Linked DNA regions of Homo sapiens: region 2 is linked to region 1. A link is an interaction called in ENCODE POLR2A ChIA-PET data of the cell type or tissue named here. Cell type or tissue: GM12878. All regions are shown on one strand. Links, peaks and the distances in the headings refer to the core of each region. The heading gives the core; the rest is flanking DNA. Region 1 has its middle 110 kb from the start of LINC02382. Region 2 has its middle 48 kb from the start of AADAT.

Region 1 (10,220 bases), core at 3,532-6,031:
CTTATGATACAAAGCTCTGAGAATATAACACACTTTTTGGGCTTGATTGCAAGTCTGCTTCCTGACTGTATTGAGCCAGACAGAGGAAGTGATTTTAAATTACACAGTAGGGAATAACACCAAGCCTTATCAAGATCATAGATGATGGGAGTAGCATTTTAACCCAAGTGCTGAAGAGAAGGAGAAGGTGTCAGGGAAAAAAATGTCTGCAGGAAGAAAGAAAAACAAATATGTAGTCAATGACTGTCTTGACCAATGTATAATGAAATTATCAAGATTAATTGGTTCTAATGAAGCCCCAGTTTAGTTTGAAAAGATTGCAAACCCTTCACCATTAATAGGTATTTGAGATTCAGAAGTCATATATATGAGGCATTTATAAGTCTAATGTCTATAACTCATGTGTGTTCAGTGTTAAGGATATACAGAAGAGAAAGTGGTCTAATTATTGTTAGATAGAAGAGCTTCTTAGGGGCCTGATTTATTAGAGACATTAGAATGACTGGTAATTAGTATTTCAATCGTCTTAAATGCCTTCTTTTAAAATACTAAAGGACGTGTTAAAGTGCAGTAAGAACTAGATGAATTGGAGCAATGTTTAAACAAAGAAACCTCTCGGATTGTTTTGGGCTTTATTTTTAAAAACGTGAGAATAAATAGAAAGACCACCCAAATGAGAATAATTTAGAGCTTACTATAGCAAGGAAGTCAGCCACCATCACTTCTACAAGGGAAGAGATTCAAGGGCAAGTAGGGAAGTGTGAAAGTTTATAGTGAGAAAAAGTAAAATTTTCAGCTTTGAGAGATTTCATAGAATTTAATGCTTCTGTGTAACAGACAAGTTTCGGAGTACTCTTACTAAGTTTCTGAAGTGTTAGTCTAAGGCAAACAGCACTTTTCTGGTCACAAAAGAGTAGTATCAAGCGGGGGCTCAGGGAGAACTAGAAAAAAAAAACTTGCTTATGGAATTGTTCATGACACTAGGTGCCAACCAAGGTCTTACATTTTCTCAGTGGCATATTTGAATTTCGTTATGTTTTTCCAGGTGGCTTATTACGATATGAAGGGTATCAAATTAAAATTTAGAAGTAATTACAGATTAAGTACCACATTACAGTGATTCTACTTTAATTCTAAATTAAAAACTCTCAAATTTAGAATCTGATCAATAGATTGTAATAACTTACTCTTTTTCTGGGAGAGAGGCTGCCCACATTCCTTGGCAATTGGCCATCATCCCCCGATATCAAAGGAAATAATGATGTGTCTTCCATAGCCACATCCCTTTCTGAATATCTTCTGCTTCCCTCGCTAACATTTAAGGATCCTGTGAATATATTGGGCCTACCAGGGTAATCCAGGATACTCCCCCTATTTTAAGGTCAGCTGATTAGTTCCCTTAATTCCCCCTGCAACTGTCATTATCTTTTGCCTTGTAACCTAACGTATTCATAGGTAACAGGGATTAGGATGTGGACATCTTGGAGTAGGAATATTATTCTGCCAACCATACCCTATTACATTTTCATTTTCTGTGGTCATATCGCAGAACAGGAAGGAGTGTTTTTTAGTCAAGAATCCAAGGTTTATAGTCAGGATCTGGAGGATAGAGAAAATCTGTGGGTTATTTGAATACTTACAGCTGTGTTTACACTGAGGAAGAGGTTGAACGAAGTTGGGGGTGTTTAATTAATGTAGAGAGTGTAACACCTGTATATACCAGGCTCTAACAGTCAAGTCAAATCTAACAGAAAATGAAAATGTTAATTATTTATATTTATAGTTAGTTCACCTTGAGTGTTTAAAATAGGCTCTTGGATACTTTTTTCTACCTTAGAGAATGCGCATTGATTTCAATAGAGGGTTTTTGTGTTTTTCTTTTGTAATATAGGACAATCTTTTTTCCAGTGTCTTTTCTTTTCAGAATATCTATGAGTGTTCTTGTTAAGAAGGGTTAAAATGTGGGCCACATAGTATAGCTGTTCAAGCTGCAGGGTTTTATGTTTATTTTAGGTCCTGACTTTTTTATTTGTTATTGTTCTAAAGCCCTTTCAAAATGTTTTTCAAGTCATTGTATTTCAGGCAAAGGGGATATTTCTTAATCTAATTTATATGTCTGAATTAATTTCAGATTTAACTTCATTGACAAATAGAGATAAAAGGGCTGCCGCTATATTGCCACCTTATTTAACTTCTAAATCTTGTGGGAAAGTAGTTTTTAGTCTATCCCCAAAATCTACTACAGTTTCATGTTTCTGAGTCAATATTATTAAATTATGGTGCTGTCAATTTTTATTAGAGATGATTTAGGTGTAGTTTTTAGGAAAATTTGCCCTACCCTTCGGGTCTTTTTGACCCTTAAGTTTATTGTGGGGAAAAAAGTATCTTTTAGGTTACCTTCTGGGACAGTCCAATCAGATTTTGCCCTCCAGCATTTAGCAGCCCAGTTTCTGGCCAATGTGTGTGCAAGTTGGTTTTGTAGTGACTGGGCTGTTAAGCTAGCTCAGACAAGAAGCCGACAGGATCTATGCCTTTGTTCCATGGTGTGCTTCTCCTTATGACAAACAACATTTTTACTCAGCACGATGCAAAATGGAAGCACACAGAGAACAAAAGGGATGAGAAGAAATGACCTGATTCCATTACAGATACCTAACAAATGAAAACCAATAAAAAATCCAGAAACCAATTGAGAATAAGTAGCTGAGAAACTCAATGCAAAGAGAACAGAGTTCAGACCTGTGGCTGACTTTCCTCTTTGGCATGGACTCACCAAGCCAGGAGCAGCAAGGCTCAAGGGTCCTCCCTGGGCACTATGCCTCTGGTTGAAGGCTGGGGTCTACAGTAATGAGAAGTGCAAACCTTGTCTTGGTGCAGCTTCAGAAAGAAACTGCAAAAACAAGCAAAGACTATTGATATAAAAACAAATAAAGCTTATTTAGAGTTTGTTATAGCAAGGGAGTTGGCCAGCATTACAAGACTTATTGGCAGGCAGGAGAGTGGGAAAACCTTATAGCAAGAAAAAAGTAAGTCATAAGATACGTTTGGTAGGAATGGTAAAGCTGAAATGGAATAATTAGAAAACGGGTATCTTATGTGATTGGTTTGGGGAGTGTATTTGGCTTTCTATTGTTGTTTCTACTTGTAAGTGGGGACAAAAAGCAGAGAGGGTGAAAGTGATACCAGGTCTTATCTGTTTGGGAAATAAACCTACAATTGCCAACCTAATAATTAAGATTTAAAAATGTATGGTCACTATACATGACTCATTTGCTCTTCACATTTGGCCAACAGGCACACTAAATGGGGGTTTAAAAAGAATCAACATCCATTTACCTTTTGCATCTTTAATGGTGAAACTTTTTCTCTGCAATTCCTCCAGAAACTAGATATTGCTTTAGCTTGATTGCCTTGCTGGAATAAGAGTAGTTCCAGATGCTTCCACCTCGCCCTTTGTACCTGATTTTTATAATTTCACATCCTTTGTTCTCAATCGAATCAGAAAACCCATTTATATTACAGGATCTCTTTCTATCCTCTTAAGCCCATGGACAATAGCTACCACAAAAAATTGTTCAATGATTCTGATATTCTCCCTTACCATTACGTTTCAAAAAAAAATCTAAGATAGTATTTCCAAATCTTCAGAGTATAGTCAGTAGATGGATGAGCATATTTAAGCCAATAGGCACATTTTAATATTTCCATCTCCCATAATCTTCATGTCTTCCCCTGTAAAATACCCAGGAAGGTCTCCTAATTTAACCCTGTTTATTATATGAATTATTGAGTCAAAGATTTAACCGGCCAGATGACTAGATTATAATGCCACTCCTAGAAAATTGAGCACAACATGATATATGTTTATCCTGGGTGAATGCACCTTTGCCAATATATATTTATGAGGTTTGAGCCTTAAGTTTTACTCCAACACATACTCCCCAGTATATAGCTGAATATCAATTGATATCATCTTATAACTCCTTAAATATGTAGGCTATCTCCTTTTTAAGAAGACCTGTGTTACTGTGTCTGGGCTCTATTAGTACTAACATTTAATTATGGGCCTGAATAAAATGAGATGTTGTTGGGGATGGAACCTGAGGAGAAATGGAATCAGCTTGTAAGGTTAGTGCCCCAAAATATCATCACCAAAAGCTTTTATGTTGATGATGGATGAATCTTTCAGACCACATTGGGAGTGACAGGGCTGCATCTACCAGTAATAGAATTTGAGGGGAATTTGGAGGATCAGATTTTATACATTATTTATGTCTACTTATCCCATATCTATGGATATCACTTCTTTCTCACCAATACTCTTACCTTGGCATAAGTGGCATCCTTGAATTAAATATTTCATAGGATTCCTCTTGTCCAGCTAATCATGCTTTAGGAATGGTTTCAAGCCCTAACTTCCCTGTGATTACGAAAATTTCATTATGTCTTTGGGCTCTCAACCCATATTCTTGTATATTTATAGGTAGTAAGTTTTCTTTTCCCCTATAGATTATCTCTAAAGCTATAGTAAGAAGCACAATGACTACACGTTCTTCACTTCCACTGTTGTGGCCACTGCAACTGTGTCATAGCAATACACCTTGTGCTAAGATTTGTGATAACTTCAGAAAACATGATGCCACCTGATCTTATGCATTAGCCAGATCCCCTTAGCAAACAGGTCATTCTCATGTTTCTCCAATACATAAGCAACAAAATTCAATGATCTTATTTTGATAATCTGTTTTCTGTGGCCACTTTAATATCAACTAACGTATCAGTAAGGGTCCCAGTAGGAACAGATGGTGCTCTCAAATTAAGGTAATTACATTTATTAAAGGAACTTTAACAAATATATAGGAAGGATTTAGGTAAAACACAAACTAAAGTCTAACATGCCAGGACTTGTAAAGCAGAGATACTTAGTATCCCTTGCCTGAAAGAATGAGGGAGAGGAAAGAGTCTTGAAAAGTGGAAGGAGCGAGATATATGGAGATAGCTTGGAGAGCAGTGACTTTCAGTCAGGAGACACAGTCAATAAGAGGCAATGGCACAGAGAGATGGTTGAGAGAATTAAAATAATGACATCATTCTCCTCATTGTCTGTGGTTTCCTGTTATCAAATAGAAACTAAAAGAAAGAATGAAAGTTCACTACCTGGCTCACAGAATGGATTGGAAGAAGGTGGATATAAATTTGAAAGGGCAATTGGAAGGCAATCTAAACACAGAGTTTATAAAATACATTTTAGGTAGACTTATAAATTCTAAATGACATTTTAAAATAAACCAACAATATTCACTCACATGGCCACGTCTAGCTTCAAAGAAAACTAATGATTATATGTTCTTTTATCTAAGTAGTAATTTGACTCCTTAAATATCTAAAAACTCCCTCTTTCTCTTCATCTTACTCTTTCTTTCCCTTCCCTTGAAATGCAAGGATTTGTGGTAATGTCACGCTAGGGCAGAGAATATGGTCAAGATAGAGAGGAAGCCTACATCAGACCAGAAAAAGTGGTTAGGGGCTGAGGAGGGAGAGAGGACATGCAGGGCTGAAGTGATCAGAATTGAGAGGGCAGCTGAGGCTTACGAGGCCAGCAGGCCTAATGGGGCCAAAGTGGAGGGATTTGGGTTGAGGAGATAGGAGGTGTTTGGAGCCAGTGGGCATGGTGTTGAGGAGGTTGTCAGGACTGTGGAGGTAGCTTGTGTGATCAGGAGTTTGATTACATAAGGGAGTATGAGCACTTAAGTACATATAGTGAGAGTAATGGGATGAAAGTTTCTCATCACCAGGGAATGAGGTAAAAATATGAGATGGAAAACAGCTAGAATGAACCCTCTTGAGTTCAGTTGGAATTAGACGTATTTGTATAAATACATGGTTTGGGATATCTATACAGATATATTAATGGATCAATAGATACAGGTAGAGGCACATATATACACAAAGAGATATATGGCAAATGAATAAAAAATAAATTAAGAAAAAGCTTTTCATTGCAGTAGGATGCCAACTCATAAATTTAGAATGAATGAGGAAATTAGAAAATCACCATTTAGTAGCCATCATAGGAATAATCAGCTCATGAGAATCATCAAGGGATGCCAATACTAGTGGGCAGAATTATCTCCCCCAAGTTACGTATTAATTACAAAGGAGGTTGCAATAAATTTATAATGGAGAAACCTGTGAGAAACTACCTTTACTACATGATTAAAGCTAATAACAGCCATGAGGAAAATAGAAATTATGTGCCCCTTGATGCCATCCAATGAGAAAACCAAAGCATTGTGTCTGTGATATCATAGCCAAAAATATACAACCTGAATCCAATGATAAGAAAACATCAGAAAAACCGAATTTGAGTGCATTCTGTGAAAGAGCTAATCTGTGTTTTTATAAGTCAGTATTAAATAAAGGAAAAATAGGAACTATTTCATATTAAAGGGTATTAAACAGGAACAGCACCATATGTAGTAAGTGAATCTAAATCAGATCCTGGACCAGAAGGAAAAAATACGTTTTAAAGGCATTGCTGACTTGTTTAAGAGTAATGGGATATCATCCCCCATATAGACAAAATTTAAAAATCATTAAGAGCCATATATATACACATATGTACACACAGGTACTTATACCTACATGCATATATAAGTGGAGGGAGGAGGAAAGTGGGAGATAAAGAGAGAATGTGGTAAAATACTAGCACTGGGGAAATTTGAATTAATGCCGTTGGGAGGGAGCTGGAACTCCTCTTTGGGGCCTGTGGAACCCCGTATCCCCAGATTTTTTTTAAAAAAATTGAGTTCCTTCAAGGGAAATTCCAGGCACCTCGCTAGCCTTAAAAAGTCAATGAGCAACTTGCTAAGCAAGAAGGTGATAATAACTTAAAACCGTAGCCAGGGAAGTTAGCCACAAGAATGTTTAGTTCCCCTGAAGAAACTAAAGATTACATCTTGACATTATATGGAAGTTCTGTGCTCCATTCTTGAAAAGTTTTTGTAAGTCATGTCAAAATGAATGATTGGAAGAAAGAAGACATTTACTTGTTGAGAAGTGAGAGGCAAGTAGCAATCTCTGTAACCCTTACATCTCAATGATAGATGCCTATCAGTTCCTGGGCTTCCTTAATGTGTTCATTTTTTTCTGTTTTTCTTTCCTAGCTACAATGTCATATTGTGTCTTAGTATGACTTTAAATAACTTTTAGAGAATTAAGGAAAAATGATGACAGCAGAAAGATTTAAATCCCTCTGGACTATCACACAAAACCAGGCCAAAGAACAAATGGGAAAACCAAAAACTCAAGCAACCACCATATATTGCATCATCTGTAACAATTATGAAATAAACCACCTCTTACCTTTCAGAGTGCTAATGGGGGTCCTTTGCTGAAGGCAATGGAAACTCTGATTTCAACAGGAAGACTTCATGAGTATAGGGAAGCTTAGGGAATAGCCTGCAGAGACAGAGAACCAGCAAGGAGACATATGAAAGAACATGATCCACCATCTTAAGAATCCATTCTGCTGAAAAATCATTGCTGCTTAGTCTCAGTGGTGCTAGAAAACAGATACTAAGAACTCAATCACAGTGGTCTTAGAAAAACCAAATACTTCTATCATTATGCTTCTAGAAGCTTCTGATTTCCATCTCCCAGTCACTGCCTCAGATTGCTCGTGTATTTATCTAAGCCTTACTTTGGTGTTCCCATTTTGTAAAACGTAATCTCACATAGTGCACCACCTGCAAGGGAGCAAAGAAAGTGTATATTTGCTTTCTCAATTCAATAGTACAGGAAAGAAAGCTAGAAATGGTTTGAATGAGTGTGAAGCAAGGGTATCTATAATATCTGTCATAATTTGATCTAAATAAAAAATGGAGTCTGAGCATGGTGCCTCATGTCTGAAACCTCAACACTTTTGGAGGCTGAGGAGGGGGGATTGCTTGAGTTCAAGACCAGCTTAGGAATCATAGGGAGACCTCGTATCTACTAAAATAAAGTAACATAAAATAAAAAAATAAATCTAAAGGGATCAAAGACTTCCTTTTTGAAACTGACATTATCGTAGTCTCTCTTCTGTTTGGATAATACAAATATAAATGAACATGAAGTCGTATAGTTTTATTGAGGAAAGGAAACACAAAGATTACCAATCCAAACTGTATAATTTTTTAACAACATACAGAAACAGAAACCCAAACAAGATCAATAATATTTCAGTGCTACCCACTTACACGTGGCAAGCTAGCTAGAATAAGCCTTACTAAGAATCTTACTAAGATTTCCTATCTGAATGCCACAAAAGACTGAATCTAAACTTGTAAGATGATATTTTTACCTTCATGTCAAAAATGGAGGAATCTTTTTCTTTTTCTCTGAGTTTTCACACTTAACATTGTGTATTTAAATAATTAAGTAGCATGAAAAATTCTGTTTCTATCAATCACTGTGAAAGTTGTCATGGTACAGTGAATTTTAGAAATATGTGAATAGTCTTCCTTGAGATTGCTCCCGGCACGGGTACGCCCCCTGCCGACTGGGAGAGTGCACCACTTCCACAGGCAACATTTTATTTTCTGCTGCTTCTCCCTAGGCTTATCATGAATAGCTCTTGGAGTCTGAGACTTTCAAAGTCAGCCCTGTAAGATCTACGCTAGTGCCAGGAAGTAGTGTTCTAGGAGCCAGTGCCATCACAGAAGACAAGATATGATCACTTTGCTTAATTTATCTCTTATTGTCTGTGGCAATTAATGATTTCTCAAAATATATTTTTCTTTCTTTTTGTTTTGTTAGTATTTTGGCAGAGATAAGAAAATATACGTCCTTTCAAACTGCCAATTATATTTTATCTTTCCACTTGGTTGTCTGATCCTGTAGCAACGAGGTCATAACCCATTTTAAAATTAAACGTTGGATCTTGACCTGAATTTTACTACTAGAAGAAACTTTAAATTTATCACTTTTTGTTCCATGGCTTTTTGTTGATTTCTTTTTTGAGTGAGTTGCCACAAAGCAGGTGTAACAGCAAGTGGTCAGTCCACTCAGCATATAGGTTTAGTCATAGTCAAAGAAGATGAGAAGCATTGTATTAGATTTTGACATTAAATATTCCCAGAAGGACAGTTCACATTTTCCTGTCTGAAGAGGTATTACTTATGAGTGCTTCAATTTTTATTGTAATCCTTGATGCAGCTCAAATCAACAGAAGGATAGCTTTAGGAATGAAAGATGGAGTTTGCACTAGCATTGTCTGATATTCACTCAACCTCAGATTGACAGTAATAGATTGTTACTAGGGTGTGCAGAGTTCACTGCAAAGAATTATATGTCTTTTCTGTCCTTGGCTGTGAAGTTAGGCTACGTCCACAGAATTTAACTTTTTATTAGTTTTCAGAACATCACTTTAAAACTATGTTAAACTATAATACAAGATCTGGAATATTATCCTTGCCTTTTATTAAATTTTCCAGTTTACAAGGTAAATAAGAAATCATTGAAATTAAATTCAAATAGTTAAAGGTTTTCTAATTTTGGTAAAGAAAAAAATTGTAACAGCTCACTGCATTGTGCTACAAAGAGTAGAACAAGGGCAAACTGAATACAGTTCCCTAATCGCAATTCTGTACATTTAACAATCAAATGTATTAATTTGCTTTAGTATACTTATTCTTTATGCACAGCTGCAAGCATATATTTTTATGGATTCAATAAATGAAAAAGAATACAAGCAGTATTGTAATGAAAAATATTTATTTATATAGTGTTATTTAAATGATAAAACATCAAGTTATTGCATTTAAAGTATTGAAATTCTAGTCCTTGGCAGGTTGTTTAGCTATATATTATTTAGATTTTTATTTGTTTATTTGTAATATAAAAGTGGTTAACCTAGATTGATATTTATTGTGTTTTTGTTTTTGAAATTATAAATATTGTCATTTTACATATGTGAATTACAGTAAAATATATTAAATTATGAATATAATCAATTTCATCCACTGCCTTGAACTCCCTAGAGAATAAACTGAACAATATTATAAAGCGTTTTTGCATAAATTCTAAAGAGTTCCAAATTATAAATCACTTTTATTCCCAAAAGTATCATTTTAATGCAATTTATTAAATAATAACAGAATCTAAGTTGAGTAATAATGTCCCCTACTCATTTATGTCACATTTTAATTTTAAAAAGCTGGCAAACTATATTATCATTA
Region 2 (10,220 bases), core at 4,958-7,457, 710 kb before region 1:
AAAAATTCGTAAGGCTGAGGCGGGGGTGGCCATTCTGGACCTTCCCCTAAAGGTGCAGTAGGTGGCACTATTTCTGCAGTAGGTGGAACTCTTTCTGTCCTAAGTTTTTGGAGGTTAGCATATATACCTTCCCGTTTCTCCTCCTTTTTTAAACTAGACTGTGATGGTTCACTTTGCTGAGCATCAGACTCCTGATTATTAAACTTTTCTATGTCATCCTGAAACTCATCCTCCTCCTCCTCAGTGTGGAAGGGCTCCAGTGCTATTTTAATTGCTGACCACACAGACCAAGTGGAGAAGGGAATATCGTGGCCCTTTTGTTGTGCTCGTTTTAAGTCTGATCTGACCTTGTCCCAATCTTTTACATTCATGGTTCCATATTCCAGGAACCAAGAAGAATACTTTTCTACGAGATGGAACAAAGATGTGAGATTTTGGGTACTCACAATTACCCCTCCATGGTGCAATAACTGCCACACTAGACTTAAGTAATTAGCAAGCTTACTTTCAGCCTGACCCATACTTTCCTGAGGTAACCCTGGAATTCTCCCAGTGCCCTACTTACCTGTAGAACCTGAAGTGAAAACATACTCGGGTGTCCTTTGTCGGTCGTCCTCCACTTTCCACATTTTGGTGTTTCTTCACCGGATTATTTGTAGAGATTACAGGGAGCCCCGTGTTGGGTGCCAGATGTTGGGGAAACCAGCCCCACACCACCCAGTGGGTATTCTGAGTCCAGCGTAGACAAAGGAGTTAGAAAGAGACAGAATAAGCACTTTAAAGGCGGGTCCAAGGGACCGGGGCTTTGGAGGCTTGCTCATGGCCCAGAGCTCTTGGGCTCTGCACAATTTATTGGTTTACAAGCAATTCGTTCTTAGGGCAGATGGCAGGGGGAGGAAGGATGAGGAAAAGGATTAATCAGTGAAGGAGAACTCGTGAGTCATTCAATAAGATGTATAGCAGTGGCAGTTTCTGTGAATTTCATTGAGCAAAGGCATGTGTCTAAACTACTTAAGATCTTTAACTTATCGGGACTGAAACAGGTGGGAGTGGGGTTCAGGAGGAGCCAAGATGTTTGATTATACTCCACTGCTTCAAGGGAGTGTTATCTCCCTGAGCAACCTGCAGAATGCTGCTGAGTGGTTATGCTCTCGGGGCATAAAGACATGAAGGCAATAAGGAGACTTTTCTCCTCAGAGGCCACCCATGGCTCCCCATGGGTGTCTCACACAGGTGAGACCAACTCAATTGACACCCAGAAACTTTCTTTCCCACAGTATTTTATTTACTGAGTTGATGATTTAGGCCTCAGGCAAATAGGGGAAGCATCCCTCTTTTGGCACCAGTTGTAGCTAAAACAGGTGTGTAGATATAATACCCAATGGTGGGTAGAGGTCCCAGCCTTGATGAAGGTGGTGGCTGGTGTAGGGGGGTCTCAATTAGATGTGCTGAAGTTTTATCAGGTTGAAGGGTGGGAGCTACCTTATCTTTCCTGTGAAGCCAGCAGAAAAGCTATCCACAGCCACACTCCTGTCCTAATGTTCTGGTTACTCAGATCAGACAGGCATCTCTTTTTATCTGTAGAAATGTTGATGTTCCAAGTAGAAAAGAATTATGACTCTGCCTCTTGTGCAGTCCTGAACCTGGAGAGTGCTTCTCCTGTGGGGCTGCAATCAACCCGAATTGTTTCAAGAAGGCTGTCTGTATGTGCATCTATGCTGCATGCCTATGAGAGAAGCCCTAGCCATTTCCGCAGTAGTGTGCCTGGGAGAACAAGGACCCCTTTTTCAAGACCCTTTATGATCACAGAGGCTGCCTGCCTGATGGGGTAGAGGTGCAGACTTTCTCTACTGTGTCCAGCACTGCAATTGTGTCTCTGTTGTAAGAAACTTTCCACTAGTGGAACAATCTGGGACTCAAGTCCTGATATTCAGAGTCTCTTGTCCCACAGGGTGTTCCCTTGATGTGGTGCTCTCCCCCTTCCCTTAGGAATGGGATTTCCTGGGAGCCAGACTACAATGATTGTTACTGCTCTTCTCGGTCTAGCAACCCAATGGGGCTACCAGATTCTCTGCTGGTGCTGGGTAATATCTGCAAAAGATCCAGTCATATGACCTGTCTTCAAATGTCCCAGCAGTGGATACCAGCACCTGCTCTGACAAAGGTGGAAGGGGAGTGATGTAGGCTCTGTGAGATTCCTTGGTTTGAGACAAACTTATTGGGCTGGCTTCCTTAAATGCTGCTTATACTGGTAGTGAACTCATGACATGGACAGACTCAGGATCTCTGGTTAGCCAGGGTGTTGCAGGCAGTGGCGATAGCTGAGATCATGCAGCCATTTTCTCCTTCCTGGGTGCAGTGCTAGAGGTACTGTAATGGCCTGAGTTGGTTGGCCTCTAGCCAGGAGGTGGTGCTTGCAAGACAGCACCAGCTGCAGTAGTAGCAGTGGGATTTGAGCTTTCCGTAAGTTGCCCAGGGGAAGTAATCTGTTTTTTCAGGTGATTGGTGGGGCCATAAAGCTCCCAAAAGTTTATATCCTTTGTGTTAAGCTACCAGGGCTGGTGGAGACATACCACCAGGTGGGGGTAGGGTTACATGGGTCTAAGTTCAGACTCCTGGGTGGGGCAGGCCATAGCCCCTATGGGGAGAGTCATTCTCAGGCCACTGGGGCAATGTTCCAGAGGGGAGAGTAAAACTGCCTCTCCCCTCTGTGCCTCTGCACCTCTGCTGCACAGAAGAGTTCACAAAGGGAGTGGGGAGTCATGGGCAGCAGTAAGCTTCACCCAGCTCCCATGCAGTTGGAGAGGCTGGTCTTGCTCCTGCAGTGCTCCACTAACAGCGCTGGGTTTAGATCCCGGTCTGTGCACAGAACTCAGACCTGCCCCAGGCCATAAGCTTCCCACAGAGATAGAAACCACAGCTTTGAGGCCATGCTTCTCCATGTCTGCTGGCAAGGCTGGGAGCCCAGCTCTGCTCGTGTCTGTGGCTCACTTCCCACTCACCGTCCCACTCCAGGTTCTGTTCAAGGGAATTCATCCCCACTTGAGATTATGTCACAAAATTCAGTTTGGAGCTTCTTTCACCCTGCAACTCTTCCCTAAGCATGTTGCCTGACTTCCCCGAGGACCCCTGTGAGATTTAGTAAGTAATGTCTTCCCTAGGCTCATGCTGGAGACTGGGAATGCCTACAAGTACTTCCTGATGATGCTTCTACTTGTATATTGCATGCTGCTCCCCAATTCCATTCCAGCTTTGGATAGGGTTATGGCCTTCTCCTGTGGTCTGGATTTGCAGATTCCTTGGTCAGGATGAGTGCTTGGAGGCAGACTCTCTCCCCTTCTAGCAATCTGGGAATTTAGTTTTTTGCCAGTCTCATGGACTAGACTACAGCCTGCCACTTCTTTCCTGGTAAGTTTCTGTGGTGGCTCTTGAAAAAAGAAATTCACAGTGTTACTCTCTACTGACTATTCTGTCCTTGCAAGTGGGAGAGGCACAATAACTCTGCCTCCTATCCACCATCTTGAAAAAAAGACAAGGGAGTCTATAGCAGATATATGGGTACTTAGGGACTGCATGGCCTGGGTTACATTGTGAGAGTAATCAGGGATATATACATAACATTTAGTTTTAATTAACACACAAGTTATGCCTTGGATGGCAGTTAAGATGACCAGGGCCATACAGTTTTGCAAAGTAAGGCATCCAATTTGGGTAGTTTCTTTAGTGAGAAGAGTAATAGCATGGCAGGTATCATTGAAGGCTGCAGCCATAGATTTAGCCAGGGCCTCAACTTGTAGCTCTATATCTATTGTCACTGCTTGACAGCCCACAAACACTCAGGTAAGGAGAGGCCAGCCTCAGGGATGGGTGGTTTGTGAGGGATGCCATTTTACTTATCTCAAGTCTGGAGAGTATAATACCCTCTGTCTTCATGTTCCATAGACAGAGAAGCCATCCCTTGATCAACTGTCTCCCCTTCTATCTGAACCAATTTCCCAGCTCTGCCAATTCTTTAGTGGTATAATCCTGCATTGGGGTTCACTGCAGTCTTTCAGGTGGGGGCAAGTCTTGTGGAGCTACTCCCTGTATGCACAGTTGGTCTGCTTTTATCTTGGTGGTGACAACTGGACATGAAGAGAGGAAAGGAACCTCTATAGGCTTGTCCCAGTCCTCACTGTCCTTCTCACAGTTTCTCTCTATGGGGTTCCAGGACTTAGGGTCCCAGAATTATTTAGTCATAATAGCCCTGACTTGTTGATGTGGCAGCTGGCGACCCTCTGAATGACCCACCTGACAAGCCAGGGTTTACCTTTTGTCATCCTGCGCCCAAAGGTCTCCAATGTTTTAGCCTGAGCTAAGCTGGTATCTCTTTCTAATCTCATCCATTTTATAAGTGAGTCACCCTTGCCTGTACCACAAACTCAGTCTCTGGCTGCTTGGAGCACAGTCAGGAGAGGCTAGCCAAGTGTGGCTGTGATGGCTTGGGCATCTGACTTTCGCTTAGTTGGATTAACCCCCTGCAACAGCTTGTCCAGATCCTTTGGCATTGTTGGAGTGTCCTCATACTCAGGCAGTGGGACCCATCCATCTATTGGGCCCCACATAGATGTAGATGGCCAGCCTGAGATTCCCCCTGAGGATCTCCCCTTCCTGATCCTATCCTTTTGGCACTCATGGGATATTCTCTGACCTCCTGGCTGGGCTTGGCAATTGTTGGACTGGACCCCTATTGACTCCAACAGGGATGGCACTGTGTCTGAGAGGCCAAAGAAGACACCTGGAGACAGTGAACGAGACATAGGGTTTATTATGGGTAACTTACATACAGGGGCAGTTCAGTGGAGGTAGGCTGGACAGGAGAACTGCTGCTGTTCATAAATGCAGCAGTTTATATAGCATTTTCACTTAGCACCCTCTACCTAGCAACCTACATCTAACTCAAAACAAAGGGCTCCGATCCCCTGTTCGTCCTGTATTCCAAGGGATGGGGCCGAGATTTCATAGAGAAGGAGTGAACCTCTGGGTTGGCCACTCCCAGATTCCTTAGCTCAGAACTCTGAACACACATTCTTTGTATGGTCATTGTCAGGGTGTGCTTAAGTTATTGCTGTCAGGTGCATCTGCCATACACACACTAACTATAATATTTATTTTTAGCCTGGTTGTGCCGCTAATATTGCTATGTTTCTTTAGGTGATGTAAATTAACTTAATTCCTCTTTGGAAAATTAGGGAGCTTTACTTGAGACGAAATATTAAATATTTTTTGGAAATGAGTTTAAAAATAAATGCTCAAAAATCATAAAAGCTATTAAAATGATGTTTGATATACACTGATTTAGAGGGTAAGAAATCAAGTGGAATTAATTAGTTGCTCAACTCTAAAAGACTCACTAATAAAGAGGTAATGAAATGTTCATGGTGAAATGTTTCTTTTACACCAATTTTTTATGCTGAGATAGGTTCAGCTGGGATGCATGCACAGCTGAGAGGCAGTGAGGCATATGGGAAGCATGTGAGTTTTGGAAGACAGTCCTGGATTTAAATCTGCAATTTAGAGATGTGTCTGGGTAAATCACTCACAGCCTCCAAATTTCGGTTTCCTCATAGAATTTCTGCATAATAATCCCTGAATGGCAGGACTGCTGTCAGCATTTGAGGTGATATTTGCCGTTTCTTTGGTCCAAAATTTAGTACATACAAGGGACTCAATAACGATTAGATATTGTTATTAGTTGTCCAGAAAGCAATCTGCTTGCACCAGGCCTTTTGCTCCTGGAACATCCCATGTTTTTAACTTCGCTGATACTTTGTTTTGCTCTAGAGGGAGTGGAAACTAGCTTAAGGAGGTGAAAACATATCTCGTTATGAAATGGCAATTCATTTTCCTAAAACTATACAGGGAATTCAGTTTCCCCATATCTAAAAAGAGTGGGTGGGCTATGAAATATCTAAAAAGAGTGGGTGGGCTATGAAATATCTAAAAAGAGTGGGTGGTCTATGAAATGGAATGGGTTAAAGACTTCTCTGAAGGCCTTAATTTCTAATATAGCGGTTTGTATCTGCTGTGTACGCAGATGAGAGTTGTACCTAACCGAGGAGCGGGCGGTCCTTGCAGCGTGGGCTCCAGGAAAGGAAAGGAAGCCTTGACGCAGCATCATTTATGGACTTGAACACTAGGTGTCGCTCGCGCACTTGTTTTCAGCCGTAGGATTCAGAGACGGTATTTTAGGCTTAGACCCAACACTTGATTTACAGTTCTTCCGAATCTTTGCCCCACACTTATACATTGTTTTCGGATGTTTGTGCCAATCTCCTGCTAACCTATGCTCTCTGCCTGAACCTCATTCACCTGCCTCAAATTTCTGGCTTATTGAAGAACAGAACTCCTTAATTCCATTTCACTGCTTTCTAGGTCTCAACATTTTTGCTCTTCTTTTCTGAGAAGTGTTCGGCAGTATACCATATCTACACTCCCATCCATAGGCCTCTTAGTGCACCAGATCCAAAATATCTTATATAAAGGATGATATAAATATCTTACATAAAATATAAATGTATAATGTCTATAAAATATCTTTCAGTATCTTTTAATATCTAAAGTACCTTGTGTAACGATCTTATACAAAGTATGACATCTTATATAAAGTATTATATAAAGTCATTGATTCACTGAACAAACATTATTTAGTTTTGTGTGCAGCATAGAATCATCTTATGTTTTGATGTAAACACTCAAGTATTTGTTCCTGATGTATTCAGAAGAATATTTAGGGAATATGAAAATTCCCTAACACATATAAAGGATATCGTTTATCCACTGGAGTGTATAGATAGGATAATTTTTCTAAAAATATAAGATCTCTCTCTTAGAAAAGGATAAATACATTCTGTGTTGCTTCTAATGTTTGTCAGGGGAAGGAGGCCACATTGAGTTCTATTGTGAGAAAAGAAGCAGAATGAGAATGAGGTCTTTTGCATGGAAGGGATAATGAGAGTTTGGGCAGAGCAGGAAGAGACTACTAAAGAGGGGACGAAGTCAGCAAAAGGATGGACTTGGCTAGGGAGAGCCTGTATTCATGCCCCTGAGAGGTCTGAGCGTGGTTGATGACCTGGAATGGGTGTATTCTTTGTGTCCAAACCTGTGGCTCAGGGATGACCTAGCTGGGCCAGCTGTCCTCATTAAATAGTCATTATTTTTATTAAATGGAGGATCGTGCTTCATTCAAAGTCAATAACAGCTAGTATCAATGACTAAGATATTGACTGCCTAGTAGTAGCAACATCCCTGCCTACACCCAGAGATATTATCAGCCAATTACCTCATCATCTGGTTATGGGGGAATCTGTGTTCTGCGCCATGCCTTGAGCATGACACATATTTTGGCAAACCTATGTCTAGGTTTCCTTTCTGCAATACCATATGAAATAGTAAACTCGAGTGACCACTGGACTTCTAATGGGATGAGCAGTGTGGCAGAAGTTTCTGTTTTGCTAGGACCATCCTAACCTAAGAAAGTCATGAAGTAAACTCCACAGTATCGTGTATGAAATTCTATGCTAGGCATTGTAGACTAAATAGAGATGAATAAGACTTGATTCCTTATGTCTGATTCCTGTTTATGGGGCAGAATGGATACTATGGGTCCATGATAAAGTGTCAGGTCAGGAGGGGAATACATTGGGGTAAGTATTTCCCTACTTGAGACAGTAAATGCAAATAAGGTTTTGTAAGTCCCTTTACTCTTAAGGTAGGGCTCAACTCTGTTTTAATACATTTCTGACTTCTGAGTTCATTGGTTTATGTGTGAAACAAAAAGATTACTTTCTTAATTTCTTGAAAAAGTCCAATATCATCTGTAAAGTCTTTTGTTGATGTTATATGATATCACACAGAGGAAGAATTATGGGTTGGATCGTAATACTATTAGCTTGATGAGTTTCTGGCTGAACATTGAACCACACATTGCTAATCTGATATGTTTTCTGCTGGTAAATATCAGAGCCTTGTTGTGGCCCGTATTCTGTTCAATACGTTCATCAGGGATTTGGATAAAGATATGAAGGACACACTCACCAAACATGTGGATGACACAGAGTTAAGAGGGTTCATGAAAAAAAACCCTAAATGACAGAATCAGATGAAAGCGGTCCTAACATGATAGAAAGATGAACCAAACTCTAAAAGAAGTGTGATAGAGATAAACATTAAGCACTATATATATAATATATATATATATATATATATAACTTTAGTATTGTTAACCAAAATAAACTAGGTTCCTGCACTAGGCCTGACAGACCAAACCAACATAAAGTTGAACTCCAGGAGCTGAGCTTTAGTTACTGCAGGACGCTCCGTAGCCAGTTAACCAATGAAGCTGTATCCAATTCAGTTTTCTGTACACCGTACTTCTGTTTCCTATAAATGCTGTCAGATCATGTTATTAGTTGGAGTTCTCTGAACCTGCCCTGGTTCAGAGGACTGCCTGATTTGTGAATCATTTTCATTCTGTTTTTACTTTGCTTTGCTTTCCTCTGCTCAAATAAAGTCAGTTAAATTTAAATTTGGTCTAAGGTTTTTCTGTTTAACAGCATTGTTGAATCTTAACATTAGAAGTATGACAAAACAAAAACAAGCAAAAACGTAACAGAATATAATAGTTCAAAACACAATATTTGGTATTACAGTGAGACATGGTTAAATAGGTAAGGCATAAATCTCTCTCTGTGAGTTCTAGATCAGCTTATCAAGATCATTAAAATAGCAACAGCCTGAATCCTGAACTTTCATTTTGTCTCTTTGGAAACTGTATTTTTGACATTGACAGGCTTAAGGCAGCCTTATTTATTCTGAAAATAACTAGACAGAGAAGTCTTCATGAGCAAGAATATCTTAAACTTTCATGATTCCAGCTAAGAATAGCCTGTCTACAGTGTGACATATTGGCTACATTTGTCAGCCTTTTTATTCATGAGGATAGTCACACACTTTTAAGATCACCAAACAAAACCACCCTATCCATCCATTGACTTTCTTTCTCCCTTTATCACTCAAAGTGAATTCAGCATTGAATTTGTTTACCTGCATTAGGTAACAGTTTTGGAACCGGTTGCATGAGGGGAAGTAATGATACAGTTCTTTCATTCTATAATATTTTTCGTGAATCCACTGCAGTGTTTAGGGTTATCCATAGGAATGTTTAAAAGAGGTTTTCTGCAGCCGGGTGCAGTGACTCATGCCTGTAATCCCAGCACTTTGGAAGGCCGAGGCAGGTGGATCACCTGAGGTCGGGAGTTCAAGAGCAGCCTGGTCAACATGGTGAAACCCTGTCTCTACTAAAAATACAAAAAAATTAGCCGGGCGTGGTGGCGAGCACCTGTAATCCCAGCTACTTGGGAGGCTGAGACAGAGAATCACTTGAACCTGGGAGGTGAAAGTTGCAGTGAACCGAGATTTCACCAATGCACTCCAGCCTGGATGACAGAGTGAGACTCTGTCTCAAAACAAAACAAAACAAAACAAAACAAAAACTGTATCCAAGAGTAATTTTTTACTTGATTTGATACTTGAGAGATTCTCATGTATCTGAGAAGCACCTCCATCGTAAATATGTGATCCACCCCAACAACTGAAAGCATATTGGTTACAATTTTTGCAGAATTAGAGCACAGCTCATGTTCCTTCTATCTCGTTAGGCATATGGGAACATCACTCTGGATGATGATGTAATTTCACAAGTGTTGACCATTGAGGTCGCTGAGTTATCCTTAATTTCTTGTCAGCCCTTCTGTGTGATATAGGCAGTGTTGCCTCTTACATGCTCACCAGTCTCTACTCTGTTGTCCTGATTGTTGAACTTTGGTGGTGATCACCTCACTCAGATCCACACCCACCTGTTCACCTGTTTCTGAGAGTGGTCCTGAGCATTTCCAGGTTGGGCATGGTAGAGGTTCAGTGGGACTGGTGGAGATTGAGGTGGCAGTAATGGGATCCATTATTTTAAGGATAAAACTTATAAATTACAACTAACAAGACAAAAAACCCCATCTAATCTTTAAGAACAAGATGCTACAGATTTAGCAGTAATGTTTGTGAAAATGTCTTAGGGGCTATAAAGAAGAATATTCTCAAATGAATCAACTGTAATGTAGCAGCAGAAACATCAATATGTTAAACAATATTAGTGGAAGTGAATTTGAGTGAGTGAGTGGGTGTAA

The links. Peaks named below come from ENCODE experiments on the same cell type or tissue, not always from the same donor. Only the 100,000 strongest peaks of a DNase experiment are listed, where the experiment ranks them.
Region 2: POLR2A ChIA-PET joins it to region 1 with 5 read pairs; 1 of 35 experiments calls an interaction of 5 or more read pairs at or near these places.

Annotation. Positions count from the first base shown.
Region 1 is chr4:170,845,078-170,855,297 of GRCh38, forward strand. No RefSeq gene overlaps it. Among named protein-coding and RNA genes, the nearest start is that of LINC02382, 110 kb to the left of the region's middle. In GM12878, for the core only: no CTCF peak of the experiment used is centred there; a DNase peak (open chromatin) is centred at 5,094.
Region 2 is chr4:170,132,608-170,142,827 of GRCh38, forward strand. No RefSeq gene overlaps it. Among named protein-coding and RNA genes, the nearest start is that of AADAT, 48 kb to the left of the region's middle. RefSeq lists silencers at 6,031-6,325, 6,096-6,245. In GM12878, for the core only: a CTCF peak has its summit at 6,179 (motif pointing right); a DNase peak (open chromatin) is centred at 6,224.